Linked DNA regions of Mus musculus: region 2 is linked to region 1. A link is a loop called in an ENCODE intact Hi-C map of the cell type or tissue named here. Cell type or tissue: heart. All regions are shown on one strand. Each heading gives the region's core, and the rest is flanking DNA. Links, peaks and the distances in the headings are about the cores only.

Region 1 (7,258 bases), core at 1,393-6,392:
ACGCCGCCTGCCTCTAGCTCCGGGTTGCTGGGATTACCAGTCTGTCCCCAAGCCAGCTTAGATGAGATATCTTGGTTCTTGGTAGTTTAAAAACTAGAAGAATGGAAAATGTATAGCTTTGGGTTTTTGTATATTCTTCATTTCACCCCAAAATATCATTTACTATGTTCATTAACACAAGCCACACATGTTTGCTGTAAAACTGATTTAGTAGAACCAGACAGCATAAGAACAAGCCAACTCCCATGTAATCTACAACAGAAACATTTTGTGTGTCTTTTCAGGCTCTTATGGACGTATATTTCTTATCCCACCCATGAGATAATAAGTAAAATGCACATACAGCCCTCCCCTAACCCTTTCCTCATTTTTATTAACACTTTTAATTGTTTGTTTGTTTTTCGAGACAGGGTTTCTCTGTGTAGCCCTGGCTGTCCTGAAACTCACTCTGTAGACCAGGCTGGCCTCCAACTCAGATCCACCTGCCTCTGCCTCCCGAGTGCTGGGATTAAAGGTCTGTGCTACTACACCAGGCTTTACTAGGGACATTTTTACGCTCATGTTGTCTAGAGATGTGGCATCCTGTGGCTTTTGAGTTGTACCATAATGGATCCACCTTTTTTGATGCTTTGGTATCTAGTAAGGGATTGCATGTCCACTCAGAAATAACCTATACGTGCATGAACATGTTTTTATATGTGTCAGCTTCAGAGGGAAGTTGGCCGTGCCACTGCTCTTAGCAAAGCCTTCATTGGGCAGCGTGGGTAAAGTCCCTCTGTTTTATTGCAGGTGGACTGTGGCTGTGGTATTATAGCCCCCACTAATGCTAACATTCAGATTATTCTAATCTATTGGAATTTTAAACATTTATATAAAAGTATTTGTGTCTCATGATTTTGTTTTATTTTGTTTTTTTGACTATCTTTAATATCCTAGTTAATTTTTTGCTTAGCATATATAGTAATGGGTCTTGTTGGACATTTTCATGGTCTATATCACTCTGCTTTGTTTTTTATTTGCTCTCCCCATCCCTGCCTCCTCCTGCTGGTGGTCTCTTTCCTCCCTCTGCTTTCATATGATGGATATTCCAGTACCTTCTCTTCTACCCTTTCCAGATCTCTTTCTTCCCTTTCATAGTCCCTTTCATACATTCATGACCCGACTCACATGTATGTACATGTGTACTTAAATTTAAGTCTAGATTTCACATGGAAGCGAAAACATGGAATATTCAGGTAGCTTATTTCACTTAGCATAATGGTTAGATTTTTTTTTAATCTAAGAGGAAATTGGGGGGGGGGGGTCAGGATGGTTAGGACCTTTTCCTTTAACAGGTTGCTCTCTTCCAGAGGCACAGTTAGTGTCAGATCTTCTAAGAATCTGTGTGTTGGCATGCCCAGGGCTTTGTCCTTTGACTCATTACCTCCAGGGGCCTTTAACTGTCTCCCACATGGCCTTGGGTATGCATGCCATCTTGGGCCCCCTTAAGCTAAAGCCTTGATGATGCCTACAGCATCAGGACCTCAAATGTGAGAGCCCTTGCTTCCCTCCTGCAATCTTTCCTGAGGCTCCCCCATTAGTAACAGTTTACTCCTTCGTTCAAATTTTGGGGTCATCCTCAACCTCTTCTATGCCCTGCATCTGATTGACATTTATTTGACCATTGGTCACTCCTACCACCAAGCTTGCAAGTCCAGACCTGCACTCTTATCTGTACTACTGCAGAAGCTCCAGAAAAGTCCCCTTTCTGCTCTTGTGCCTCTTTACTCTCCACCCAATAGCAAGCATCAGCACATGTCTGCCTGGTCTTAGTGATACTGTTAGAATAACGTCCATGTTGCTGCAGGCTCCACGTGTAAAGCACCCAAGTCCTGTTTGATCTGGACTCGAACCCTAGCTCACTGTACTTGGACACATCGAAATACATCTACTGTGCTCATTGCTATTCTTTGAGGCCAGGCTAGTTTTTCCACTTTTTTCATTCCTCTGGAACATTCCCTCTCCTCTAGATGTGCTCATATTCCTTCTCTATTGAGATAAGATTCATAGCTCATAAAACATACTCTGTTAAAGCTGGCAGCGGTTTTAGTATGTGCACATCTAGAGTCTTTTCATCATCCAAAGAAACCTTGAACTCTCTTACTACTCTATTCCCAACCCTCCTCCCACAAGTCACTAACATACGCCTTGTCTGTAGTATGTGCCTATTCTGGGTGTTTGCTATAAGTAGAGCCATGTGCTGTTCTGTCTGGCTGCTTTCACTCGGTGTCATCCACACTGTGCATTGGTGTCCCCTTCCTTTTTACAACTAATACTCCGTCCTGAGGTTATACCTTGTTTTGCTTATACTTCAACAACAGCAGATGGCATTTAGAATGCTTTTGCCTTTGTGAAAAATATTCCATGGATACTAGTACACTTTTATATAAACACATTTTATTATTGATTTATTGAGGCAGGTCTTTCTCTGTAGCCTGGCAGTCCTAGAGCTTAAACTCACAGAGATCTGCTTGCCTGCCCCTGCCTTCCCAGTGAGCACATGTTTATTCTCAATTCCCTGGCCTGTCTATGTAGAAGTAAAAGTGCTGGGCTGATAATGACCTGTTGAAGCTTGTCTGTTCCCTGCAGTGTAGGAGGTGTACCTGCCCTCCATGCCCACCTCTGCTTCCCTTCACCGCACCTAGCACAGCTTAGGTCGACCATGTTTGCCAGCTGGCTCTTTGATTCTGAGAGGTGGGGCTTGCCGTGTTTACTGCTGTCCGTTCCCCCCCCCCCCAGCCCTGTGGAGGGCCTGGTGCCTTTAGAATTGGAATGTAGTGCTGTCAGCTTTCTCACTGAGCCTCTTCTGGTTTTTGTCTTTTGGTTTTGGAAAGTATTTTAGTCATTAACTGAGATAAGACTGATTCCCTTTTTAACAGTTACTGATTTCTAATTGTATGTATGTATAGGTGACTCCTTTTCTGTATGTGTACCATGTGTGTGCAGTCACCAGAAGAGGCATCAGGTCGCCTGGAACTGGAGTTACAGGCTGCTGTAAGCCACCTGGTGTGGATGCTGGGAACTAAACCCAGGTCCTGTGCAAGACCTAGTATAGTATACTGTTAGCCACTGAGCCTGCTCTCCAGCCCTGAGCCCCATTTACACAGAAGTCACGGACCTGGTACCTGCCCCAGTGCCGAGTGCTGGGGGTTATAGCTGTGCTTCACCAGACCCTGCTTTTTCTTTGCCTTAAAAAAAAAAACCAGAGATAATTTTACAGCTGAATTAATATGGAGCCTTGTAGAGCTTTCAGTGCCTGTGTAAGTTAAATCTACCTTGAAAGAGCTCCGATACCCTCTTCTGTGTTCTGTGCAATATAGTATATGGGTGAATATACATTTGTGTATGTGTGCTTGTGTGTGTTTCTCTATTAGAAGTTTTGAAGATTCTAATGTCATGATGAGAGAAGCCATGACATTGAATGTTTAAAGCAACATCAGCAAAGGGTTCATATTAAAACAAAAATGTCCTGTTTGGATATTTGCTACACCAAGAAATGACATAAATTCCTCAAAAACATAGAAGACAAAATTCATCTCATACTGTCTTTATAAACTTGGTTGTGAAGAGAGTTTTAATTCCCACAGCCTAGGCCTTTCAGGCAGTTGAGTGCTGTGGAGGATGAAGTTCTGAGGTGCTCTACAAAGCAGCCCCTTGGGTCCCATATGAGATGAGCTCAGCATTGGCAATGACCTCCACCCAGCTGGAGCCATGGGAGGCCGGGAGCCAGACTGTGGGACTGAGTGACTAGATAGACAACCATGTCATACATACAGTTGGGTTTCTCCATTTAACTACTCAGTTCCTAGTTTTATCTTGCATGCTGAAAAGCACCTTTCTTGTGCTATCACATGCATCATTTGTATTAAACTATTGGCGTAGAGCTGGGGCCCACACATTTTAGAACTCTCATGTTTGGGAGGCAAGGCCTACTTAGCAGTTCATGCTTCCATAGTGACTGACCATGTTGGGTTATAGGAGAGGACTGAGCTGGTTCACCCTTTGTTTTCCACTTACTGCTTCACTGCCAGTAGATGGCGCTAGATACTCTGTTCCTAACTGCAAGTCCTAGTTGGTGTAAGCAATCCTATTCTTGCCACCAAGAAAGGAGATTGCCATATTTCTTAGTCTCTCTGGTGTTTATGTGATTGAGTATTTTTGTTTGGAGTTGAATTTAGACGTGTTTGTGCTTAACTTACTTGCTTTAAATAGTCTCTCTGGCTTGGGTTTCAAACGCTGACCACCCCTTTAAAAAGAAATGTGTGGCTTTTCCGTTAGAGTGACTGTAGGGGTAGAATTATGATCCTGAAATAGGACTGGATTGAAATAAGTTGCTGAGAGCAGAAAGAGAAGACTGAAAAGATGTTATATATTCACAGTAAACTTGGGAGGAAATATGAAAGTGTGGAACCCAAGATGTTAAAATGGCTGAAACAAAGCATTTTATGAATATTAAGTTGGTTACTTTAATAGTTGCATATGATACTTTAATTTTTAACCTTATTTAACAAACAGCATACAATTTTAAAATATTCCAAGTGGTTCTTTTCCACATTCTCATTTCCAAGTTCCATGTCCTCATGAAAAACTGCCTTCAGTGTGTGTGTCAGCATAGAGCCCTTGATTGGATCCTTGAACATACCAGGAACATGGCCTCTCCATCGCACCCAAATCTGTTGTGTGTAATGGCGGTTTGAATTTAGTTCTGTGGCTGTCTGCAGTTCTGGATACCTGCCATTTTGTTGTTGTTATTGTTGTTGGGATCGTTTTGTTTTGTTTCGTCTTGTTTTTGTATAACTATAAGTCAGAGGATTGCCTGGGCAGTTGTGGATGAGATTACAGGGGTTCAGGTCTTTCTCCAAGCCAAGGGGAAACAGGAACGTTATTTGTCTCTGAGCCTCTTTCTTCATGTGCAAATGTAACTAAGGATGACAACCCTCACAGGTTGTCCTGAGGGATGGGAACCCTCTAGGTGGATTACCTGACATATGCATACAGAGAAAGCTAAAACTGTATACTGACAACACTCATACGTTTCATTTTAAACTCCCCTGCTCATTTCAGTTTTCAGACTTCTTACCCATTAGCTTTATTCCTGCCATTTAAATTGAATATGTTGACATTACACTGTAAGTCTCGAATAAGCTCTCATTTCAAAAGTCGCGATGCTCAAGGACCTGTGTTTACAAAGTGAGCTTTCCTGTGGGTGCTGGTGGCCTTGGGGAGAGGCCTGCTCTGAAGTGTTTTCCTCTGGGATGGAAGGGATGGCCTCGGGTTCAGCCTTACTCTATGCACCAGGTCACTCGGTGCGAGTGTGGTATACGGGAGCCGGCTGTTTTCCCCCAACCCCTGGGGTGGGAGCTAGGTGCCACCATCTGCTGAGGTCCCCAGCTAGGCCTGAAGTTCTCCCCGGAGACAGTGGGCAACAGGTCGGCGGCCAGTGGGCGGGGACCCGCCCTGCCCTCCTGCCTTGTAGCCAATCAGCAGCACGGGAGTGGGCCGCTGCTTGGGCAGAGAGGTGACGTCATCGTAGCCGGGAGGTTTCCGAGGATTAGGCCAATGAGGCGCGGGCGCAGCGGCATTCCCTATACTGTACTTGCCCAATACCCGGAGAGCCCAAGGGGGCCCGGCTATCGGCGTAGAGCCAATGGGAGGCAGGCTGAAGCACGAGGCGGAGTTGCGAGTCCTGCAGCCAATGGGGCGTGGGGGGCGGAGCCCGGGCCTTGTCAAGCCCGGCCAACCGGCGGGGGAAGCGGGCTTCTGGGGCGGGGCCGCGGGCACTTCCCCAATCGCGGAGGGCCGGGGGCGGGCCGGGCCGCGGGCGGCCCAATGAGGCACGCCGCCGCCGCGGGCCTGTCAAGGGACGGGGCCGGGGGCGGGCGGCGGCGAGTCGGGATAAACACTCGGCGGTGGCGGCTGGGCTCCTGTCTCCGTGCTGTCCCATCGCTGCCCCTCCTGGCTGGCCAGCGCGGCGGCTCCTCGGTGTTCCCGGCCGGTGGCCCGCGGGCACGGAGAGGCGGCCCGCCGGGTGCAGGATGGCGACAGCCGTCGGGATGAACATCCAGCTGCTGCTGGAGGCGGCCGACTACCTGGAGCGGCGGGAGAGAGGTGCACGGCGGGCTGCGGGCCGGGCGGGCGGCCGCTGGGGTGGTTGGGGCGCGGGCCGGCCGCGAGCGCCAACCCCCGAGCCCGCGCCCCAAAGCCGAGCGCGGGGGGCGGCGAGCAGCTGGAACCTTCCACACCTGCTCCGAACCGAGGGCGTCCACGCCAGGAAAGAGCAGGCATTGTTCTCAGAATTCCGCCTGCCTGCTCCCGCCCGGTGTCCCGGACTCCGACAGACAGACGGACGCGGGGACAGGGTGTCAGTTGCTCTGGGCCCACTTATTAACGGGACCCCTCGGTTTTTTAGAAGCTGAACATGGGTATGCCTCCATGCTGCCATACAGCAAGGACAGAGATGCCTTCAAACGGAGGAACAAGCCCAAGAAGAACAGCACCAGTAGCAGGTAACTGTTCAATGTTCCCCTTCTCTGTAGCTAAAATGACCAAGGCTGATTGTTAGTTGACTTACAGGATTCTAGCCCTACAGATACATTGAGGGTTCAGTAATGTGTTCATGGTGCCAAGCAGTCCTTCTTTTTAAGTTGAGGAAACAGAGGAGAAAAATAGGAATGTCTAACATTTCAGTGTGACTTTTTAAAGCAAGATTAATTCTGCTTTTTACCGTCTGAACAAAGCAAAGCTCTGTGGCTGCTCCAGGCAGGTCTGGCAGCAGGGTTACTGTGTTTGCCTGCTTTACAAGCAAGAGTTTCCTTTAATTCAAAATGTGGCATGGTATCAGTTGATTTTGCTTGTTAATAGAGATTTTATAAATGAAGTATCTGGCCTGACACAGGTGGTAGAAATTTATATTTAATGTGTACATTAAATGCAGTAGTTTGCCTGGTAACCCAATTGTGACCTCTCTTCCTGGTGGCTGAGCAGAGTGATTGAGGGTAGAACCCACTTCTGTGAGAAGATGCATGCTACACTAAGATGTCAGCAAGTTGCAGCCTTTTCCTGTTAGCCTCAGAGATTACCTCATAGCCCTCAAAAGCTGTGAATTTCACCAGTGTTTAGTTAATGGCTGGGAACTCACAGTCCCTGATCCACAATAACATTTCATCTTTGTTACTGTCCCTATGTCCCCCTCCTTGCTCTTAAAATACTAGTTGTAGCT
Region 2 (7,258 bases), core at 1,265-6,264, 71 kb after region 1:
TCTGGGTTCCAACACAGGAGCCAGGAATGGTGGCTCGTGCCTCTGATACCACCAGCTCATGAGAGGAATCCGAGGCTAGCTTGATCCACATAGAAAGTTCCAGGCTGGGGCTGGTGAGATGGCTCAGTGGGTAAGAGCACCCGACTGCTCTTCCGAAGGTCAGGAGTTCAAATCCCAGCAACCACATGGTGGCTCACAACCATCCAATCACGAGATCTGACTCCCTCTTCTGGAGTGTCTGAAGACAGCTACAATGTACTTACATATAATAAATAAATAAATAAATAAATAAATAAATAAATAAATAAATCTTTAAAAAAAAAAAAGAACGTTCCAGGCTAGTCAGAATTATGTGTTAAAACCCTGTCTGTGACAGACAGAGAGACAGACAGACAGACAGGCAGGCAGGCAGGCAAACTGACAAACAGACAGACAGAATGAATGAAAGAACGTGAATCTTCCAAAGAAACTAAAAGAAAGCTGTGAAGTATTGGCAACTGGGAAGTGCTTTCTGACAACAACTAAAGAACAAACAGAGAAAAGATCCCAGATCCAGCTCACAGGAAATCCTATCAGGAGGCCAGGCAGGGACAGAGTCAGTCAAACCCCAGCACAGGAAGGCTTGGTCACGGTCGAGCACATAAGCAGGGATGTCTGTGACAGTGGCAGGGCCTCTGAGCAGCAGGGCTGACCTCCTTCCCTCTCCCCTTCTTTTCTTTCTTCTCTTCTTTCTTCTTCTTCTTCTTCTTCTTCTTCTTCTTCTTCTTCTTCTTCTTCTTCTTCTTCTTCTTCCTCTTCTTTTTCTTTTTCCTCCTCCTCCTCCTCCTCCTCCTCCTCCTCCTCCTCCTCCTCCTCCTCCTCCTCCTCCTCTTCTTCTTCTTCTTCTTCTTCTTCTTCTTCTTCTTCTTCTTCTTCTTCTTCTTCTTCTTCTTCCTCCCTCTCTCTCTCTCTCTCTCTCTCTCTCTCTCTCTCTCTCCTTTCTTCCTTGCTTCTTTCCTTCCTTTCTTTTTGTGACAGGGTCTAACTATGACACCATGCCTGGCCCAGAACTCACTACTCACTATGTAAGCAGACTGACCTCAAACTCACAGAGATTCACCCGCCTCTACTTCTAAGTTCTGGAATTGAAGGCCTGCACTACTGAGCCTGGTTTGCAGGACTAGCTTCAGGCTGGGGACAATGACTGAGCCACTAGGAGGCCAATGATGGTGACAATGGCTGACAAGAGGCCAGTGATGGTGAGGGGCTTTCCCCCAAGAGCAGGGTGGCCTCAGCACAGGAAGGCAGTCTGACCCCTCCAAATCCAATCCCTAGTTGGTGCATTTGGTGGGCAGGATCCGAAGAACCCAGCTGGGATCACCTGCACTCCCAGGTCCTGGCACTCCAGCTTAGCAATCTGAGCTGAAGTTCATCCCCAAAGAGCAACTGAAACGATATTTAAAAAAAAAAAAATGTGTGGTGAGGCCCACGGTACCTGTCAGCCCTGAAATACACACAGAGGGCCCAGCTGTGGGGACAGACAACACAGGGGCCAACCAGAGAGACCTAGAAGGAACCCAGGGAGATGTGGAGATATAAGGCCTGTGTCCAATCAGAGGAGAAGAAGACATTTTAATCACAGGTGATGCTGATGTTCACAGCTCAACACCACACAGCATGAGTCCAAATGCACACATGGCCTTTGCCTATGATCCCAGCACTTGGAAGTAGAGGCAGGAAAATCAGGAGTTCAAGGTCATCCTCAGTTACATTATAACCTCCAGGCCAGCCTTGGCGACCTGAAATGCTATCTTAAAACAAACAAACAAAAAAAGCAATCACTAAAGTATTAGGACCTAGTTTGGGTCACTATATAATTCAATAACAGAAAGGCCATCCAGAGTTAGACAGGAGCCATCTTGGTCTTAGCCACGTCTCAGCTACTTATCCCACCGGGAGCTTGTGCCCACCCAGCTCAAAGGGGATTACCACACCCTTTCAGTCCCAGGGTGCCTCACTGAAGTCCCCAGACTGGCCACCGTCCTCCATCTGTTTAACCCTTTCCCAGGTCAGAACCCCTGAGTCACTGCAGCCCCTTCCCTCTGCTCCTCCAAAGTATGACCCCACCCCCCAAACCCCTGGCAACTGCCCCACTGGCCTCCCAGCTACCAACCACCGCCAGCCCAGGGTCTTGGAGAGCCTGCGTAGATGACCTGGGTCATGCAGACATTTTAGATTTCTGAATGTCTTTTTCACAATTAATGAAATTAAATGACAAATAATAATCTAGGATGAAATATTGGTGACATGAAAGGTAATAAATTGCTAATCTGAAAAATAACTCCAAACTCTCTTAAAAATGAATGCATAACATGAAATTTAAAAAGGTAAAAGAGCTCACAGACAGGGGCCGGAGAGACAGCTCAGCAGTCAATGGTGCACACTGCTCTTTCAAAGGACCCAAGTTCAATTCCCAGCACCTACATTAGGCAGCTTGTGGCCACCTATAACTCCAGCCCCAGAGATCCAACACCCTCTTCTAGCTTCCACAGGTACCTGTGCATACTACACACACACACACACACACACACACACACACACACACTACAAATAAATCATTGAAAAAGCTCACAAATGAAATGAGACAATACTACAGGTGCTACATAAGCATCCTGACAGTGGCGTGTGCACTGACTGTAAGTACAAGCAGCACAGCACAGCAGGGCAGCAGGGACCTGTGGTGTAAAAGCATGTGTGAGAGCCAGGCCTGGTGCACACCTTTGAGCCCAGCACTCAGGAGGCAGAGGCAGGTCGATCTCCGTGAGTTCGAGGCCAGCTTAGTCTACATAGAGAGTTCCAGGACAACCAAAGCTACACAGTGAAACCCTGTCTTGAAGGAAGGAAGGCAGAAAAGAAGGGAGGGAGTCGGGAGGGAGGGAGGGAAGGAAGGAGGAAGGAAGAAAACAAGAGAAAAAGAAAGAACAAAAGAAAGAAAGAGAGAGAATATAAGTAAGTGTGGGCCACTGAGGTGGCTCAGGGGTAAAGGTTTGCCACCAAGCCTGATGATTCAACTCCAGTTGTTCAGCTAACAACACATAGTTCTGGCAAGTGTCCTTAGTGTAAGTTTTATTTCCTTAATTGTGACCCCTGACTTACCATCTTTGGGGGGTTCCCTGTGGCTCTGAGCATCGCACTCTTTCTATGGGGCACATGGGATGTGTATTCTGCTGCTCTTTAATTTTCTGTTTAGTTTTTCTTCATTGCTGGGCATTGAACTCAGGGCCTTGGCAGGCTAGGCAAGCACCCTGCCAGTTGAGATACCTCCCTGCCCTGCTAGGTGACTTCTTAAGCTTAATCTTGTCTCTGACACTCACTAGACTGAGTAAGTCTCGGTTTCTGTTTGCTCCCCTCAGTGCCTAGAACAGAGCCTGTTCTCAGCAAACAGCCCAAAAAAGAACACCTCACTCTGAGACCACACCCTTGCAGGCTGGCCAAGCTGGGCTGGCTGGCCTCATGGCTTTGGCATCCGGCCAGCTCTCGGTCAGGCTTTCGGCTGGCTGTGTGTTGTGGTCTCCTGTCAGTCTAGTCTGTGAGGGTGCGTGGTTATCGTTGCTGAGTGACAGAGTCATGTTTAGAGCACAGGTTTCTGCTCCACTCTTGGAGGGAAGCCAGTCTTAGGGCATCCCATAAGTAATGAGCCAGTAAGTGTTTCCTCTTATTTCTGATACACGGTGGGCATTGGTCCAACAGACACACCCACTCCTGCCTCCCTCACCTCAACTGTTGGAGGCTTCCTTCCACAAACACTCCTTCATCTAACCCATGGCATGCTCAGAACAGGCCAGCCCCACCAGCTCCTCCTGCCCTGAGCAATCAAATGAGCTTACAAGTTAAACTAATCTGCTAGATGCTGGTTCTCAAAGAAACCCTGGAGGAGCCACAACCTGTCTTCTACTCAAATCTAACAGGCAAAGCCTCACGTTTTCCTTAGTCCTGGAGATGAGTGTTCACTCACCCTCTGTAGAAAAAACAATATAGACGCTCTCTGATTTCTGTTACAGGTGGTGCACATCTGTACTCTTGGCACTGAGGAGGTAGAGACAGGGCTGGCGAAGTGGCTCAACAGGTAAAGGAGCTTGCCACCAAAACGGACAACCTGAGTTCAGTCCCAGGGACCCACACCATGGGAAAAGAGAACCGACCCTACCAGACCTCAGACTACATACACACTAAGGCATGCACATGTCCCACACATGCACACACTAAGTAAACAAATGTAATTTTAAAAATTTAGAACTGTCTCCTAATATTGCTAAATGATTCCTGCTGGGGGTGGGGAGACAGTCACTGACAGTCTTATGACAGCCATGCAGAGGCCATCATCCTTGACAAATGCCTCTGGCCAGCTCTGATACTGATCATCGTGCCTCATCGGTGCCCCTAGTGGCTGAATGTGGCACTGCAAGTGGGAACACCAAGCTAGAAGCTCCGCTTCTCCAAGAAGTTGGGTTTTTTCTCATCCAGCAGGAGAAATAATTAAAAGCGCACTGGGCTGTGGTAGTGGAGGCATCTTCACCCTTGGGATACCAAAACTGCCAATGAAACAGGAGACCATGGCAGACTGTGCCAGCAGCCTTACTAAGAGGGCATGAGAGACCCGTGTATCCAGTTGTAGAAGCCTAGAGAGAAGTCAGAGCTGGGGCCCTGGCACCACTGGGGCGCATATACCCAGGGTTGTTAGAAAATCACACTGCCCTGTCAAGAAGTGATACATTCGCCATGTTGCACTGTGCAGTGAACCCTGCCTGGGCCAGTGCAGTGCTGGGTGTGTGCCTCTGGGCACAACCCAAGTGTTGAGGATCCATGGAAGGTGTACTGTGACCAGTCACCACCAGACATGTGACCCAGGGGGAATTATCACCGCCTGTGACTCAGTCCCTTCATTTGGGAAATGGGAGTGATAAGAGGGCCTGATTGGGCTGGGACAAGATGTACGTGACTTACCAGATGTCAACAGTCATGTCATCTGTGCTCAACAAATGCTAGCTAGTCACATGCCCATTGTGTCCTTAAAGCTGAAACCTGGAAACTTAAATGCTGATTGGCTAAATACCTGTGGCATTTCAGCCTATGGAATGCTGGGCAGCACTGAACCACATCTGCTTAGCCAAGTAGGACCTACTTAATAAGTAATGAGAAAAGTTTCTATTGTGTAATAGAAAATATATGTAGATAAGTATACGTAGACTTAGAACTTATTTGGTATTTTTATTGATTGTTCATTATTATTTATTTTCTTCTTAAGGTGGGGTCTTGTGTAGCCTAGGTTGACCTCAGAATTTCTGGGTAACCAAAGATGAGTTGCACTTATCATCCCCCTGCCTCCACCTCCCAAGTGCTAGGATTACGGAAGTACACCATCATACCTGGCTCATGTGATACAGGGATTGAATTCAGGGTCTCACGCATGCTAGGCAGGTGCTCTACCAACTGGGCCACACCCCCTGCCCCCTCATGGGTATTTTTTCCCTTTCTTTTTATTTTTACTTACTTATGTTTCATATTTTATTTTATTTTTGAGATTATAATTTGATTACATCATTTCCCCTTTCTTTTCCTCCCTGCAACCCCCTCATATACCCCTCCTCACTCTCTTACTCTCGTTCTAATTCATGGCCTCTTTTTTCATTGCTTGTTACATGTTTGTATACACACACAACATATAGATGCCTAGCTCCCACTCCCTCACCCCACAAGCATGTGGGTGTCCCAGAGTGCACAGTCTCCAGCAAGACTAAGCAATAACCATTGAACTTCCTCTTGGTCTGTGACCACCCTTTGCCCCCTTCCACACCAAGGCAGCGGTCCTCTCTGATGGATATTGCCCTGCCCAACAGCCATTTCACCCCTGTGGTCTGTTGCTGGCGCTTCTGCTGGCTTCAGCCCCGAGCAGTGCTGTGGGGCCATGCAGTGTGGCCCCATGGATAGATCTGAATTTACAAATGGCTGTCAGCCTGATCATTCCCACTGGGCAGGTGGTGGCTCTGGTTAGCTCGTGTGCCCGGAAACTTTTTCCCCATGGCTCTCTCCATCCTTTACATAAAAAGATTGCCAAGGGCTGTCCGTGAATGCTCACAGGTGTGGCTTGCATAGCCTGCCACCAGCCTGAGGGCAAAGATGCATGGCTATTTACTTACGCACCTATTTATTCGTTATTTAGACAGGCTTTCAAGTAGCCCGAAATGGCCTCACACTAGCTATGTGGCAGAGGATGGCCTTAAACTCATGATCCCTGCCTCCATCCCTGAGTACTAGGGTTACTGGTGTGTACCACCAGTCTCAGCTATAATTGATTTCTTTTTGACAGTTAATATTACGTTGCATGTGCGTGTGTGTGTGTGCCAGGAGTAGACCCTCTGCTTTTACCTCGTGAGCCATGGGGATGGGAAGCAGGCTGTCAGGGTTAGCAGTATGTGCCTCTTCCCTCTCAGCCATCTCTCTGCCCCCAAAGTAGCATTTCCAGGACACCTACCTTTTAAACTGAAACTCACCTCCGTGGCTTGTTCTATTCATATCCTGCTCTTAAAAGTAAACACTGGCCAGGCAGTGGTGGCGCATGCCTTTAATCCCAGCACTCGGGAGGCAGAGGCAGGCAGATTTCTGAGTTCGAGGCCAGCCTGGTCTACAAAGTGAGTTCCAGGACAGCCAGGGTTGTACAGAGAAACCCTGTCTCAAAAAAACAAAAAACAAAAAACAAAAACAAAAAAGTAAACACTGTATTTTCTCTCCAAATCCTCCAGGGTCAGAGATGTTGCTAGGATGAGGCCAGCTTCTCTCTTTCATTAACACAGAACTCTGAGGCTACAGAGTGTGGTGGGCACACCTTCAATCTCAGCGGCTGGGAGACAGAGGCGGCTCTTTCTCAGTCTGAGGTCAGACTGATCTACAAAGCCTTCAGAAAATATCTGCTCAGGTAGACAATCCAAAACTAATGAAGGAGGAAGTTAGTACTACAGCCCTGTGTCCCCTCTCTCTAGACATGATGATTGTTGATAATTCTTGGAGAATTCTAGAAGTATTCTATGCAGATAATGCATATTTATTTATATACATAACTTTTTTACTGTTTTATTTTGAAATGGGGGTCTTGCTGTATATTTCAAGCTGACCTTAAACTTGTGATTCCCTCTTTCACAATCTCCCAAATGTTGGGATTACAGACATGTGCTCCGGTGAATGACTTTATGTATAAAGTTCTTAAAGATAGGAATGACCCTGA

What was found. A loop is a pair of places that touch in the nucleus more often than their neighbours do. Peaks named below come from ENCODE experiments on the same cell type or tissue, not always from the same donor. Only the 100,000 strongest peaks of a DNase experiment are listed, where the experiment ranks them.
Region 2: a loop joins it to region 1, with 3 times the contacts of the local background. A loop is called at or near these places in 13 of 42 quality-filtered maps.

What each region holds. Positions count from the first base shown.
Region 1 is chr6:86,667,825-86,675,082 of GRCm38, reverse strand. It overlaps Mxd1 (MAX dimerization protein 1), which reads left to right and starts at 5,924. Exons shown (of 6, transcript NM_010751.3): 1 at 5,924-6,147; 2 at 6,449-6,545. The coding sequence starts at 6,075. In heart, for the core only: a CTCF peak has its summit at 4,075 (motif pointing right); DNase peaks (open chromatin) are centred at 4,062 and 5,592; H3K4me3 peaks cover 1,463 bases; H3K27ac peaks cover 1,432 bases.
Region 2 is chr6:86,596,545-86,603,802 of GRCm38, reverse strand. No RefSeq gene overlaps it. Among named protein-coding and RNA genes, the nearest start is that of Gm46963, 4.2 kb to the left of the region's middle. In heart, for the core only: no CTCF peak of the experiment used is centred there; DNase peaks (open chromatin) are centred at 3,522 and 4,412; H3K27ac peaks cover 1,157 bases.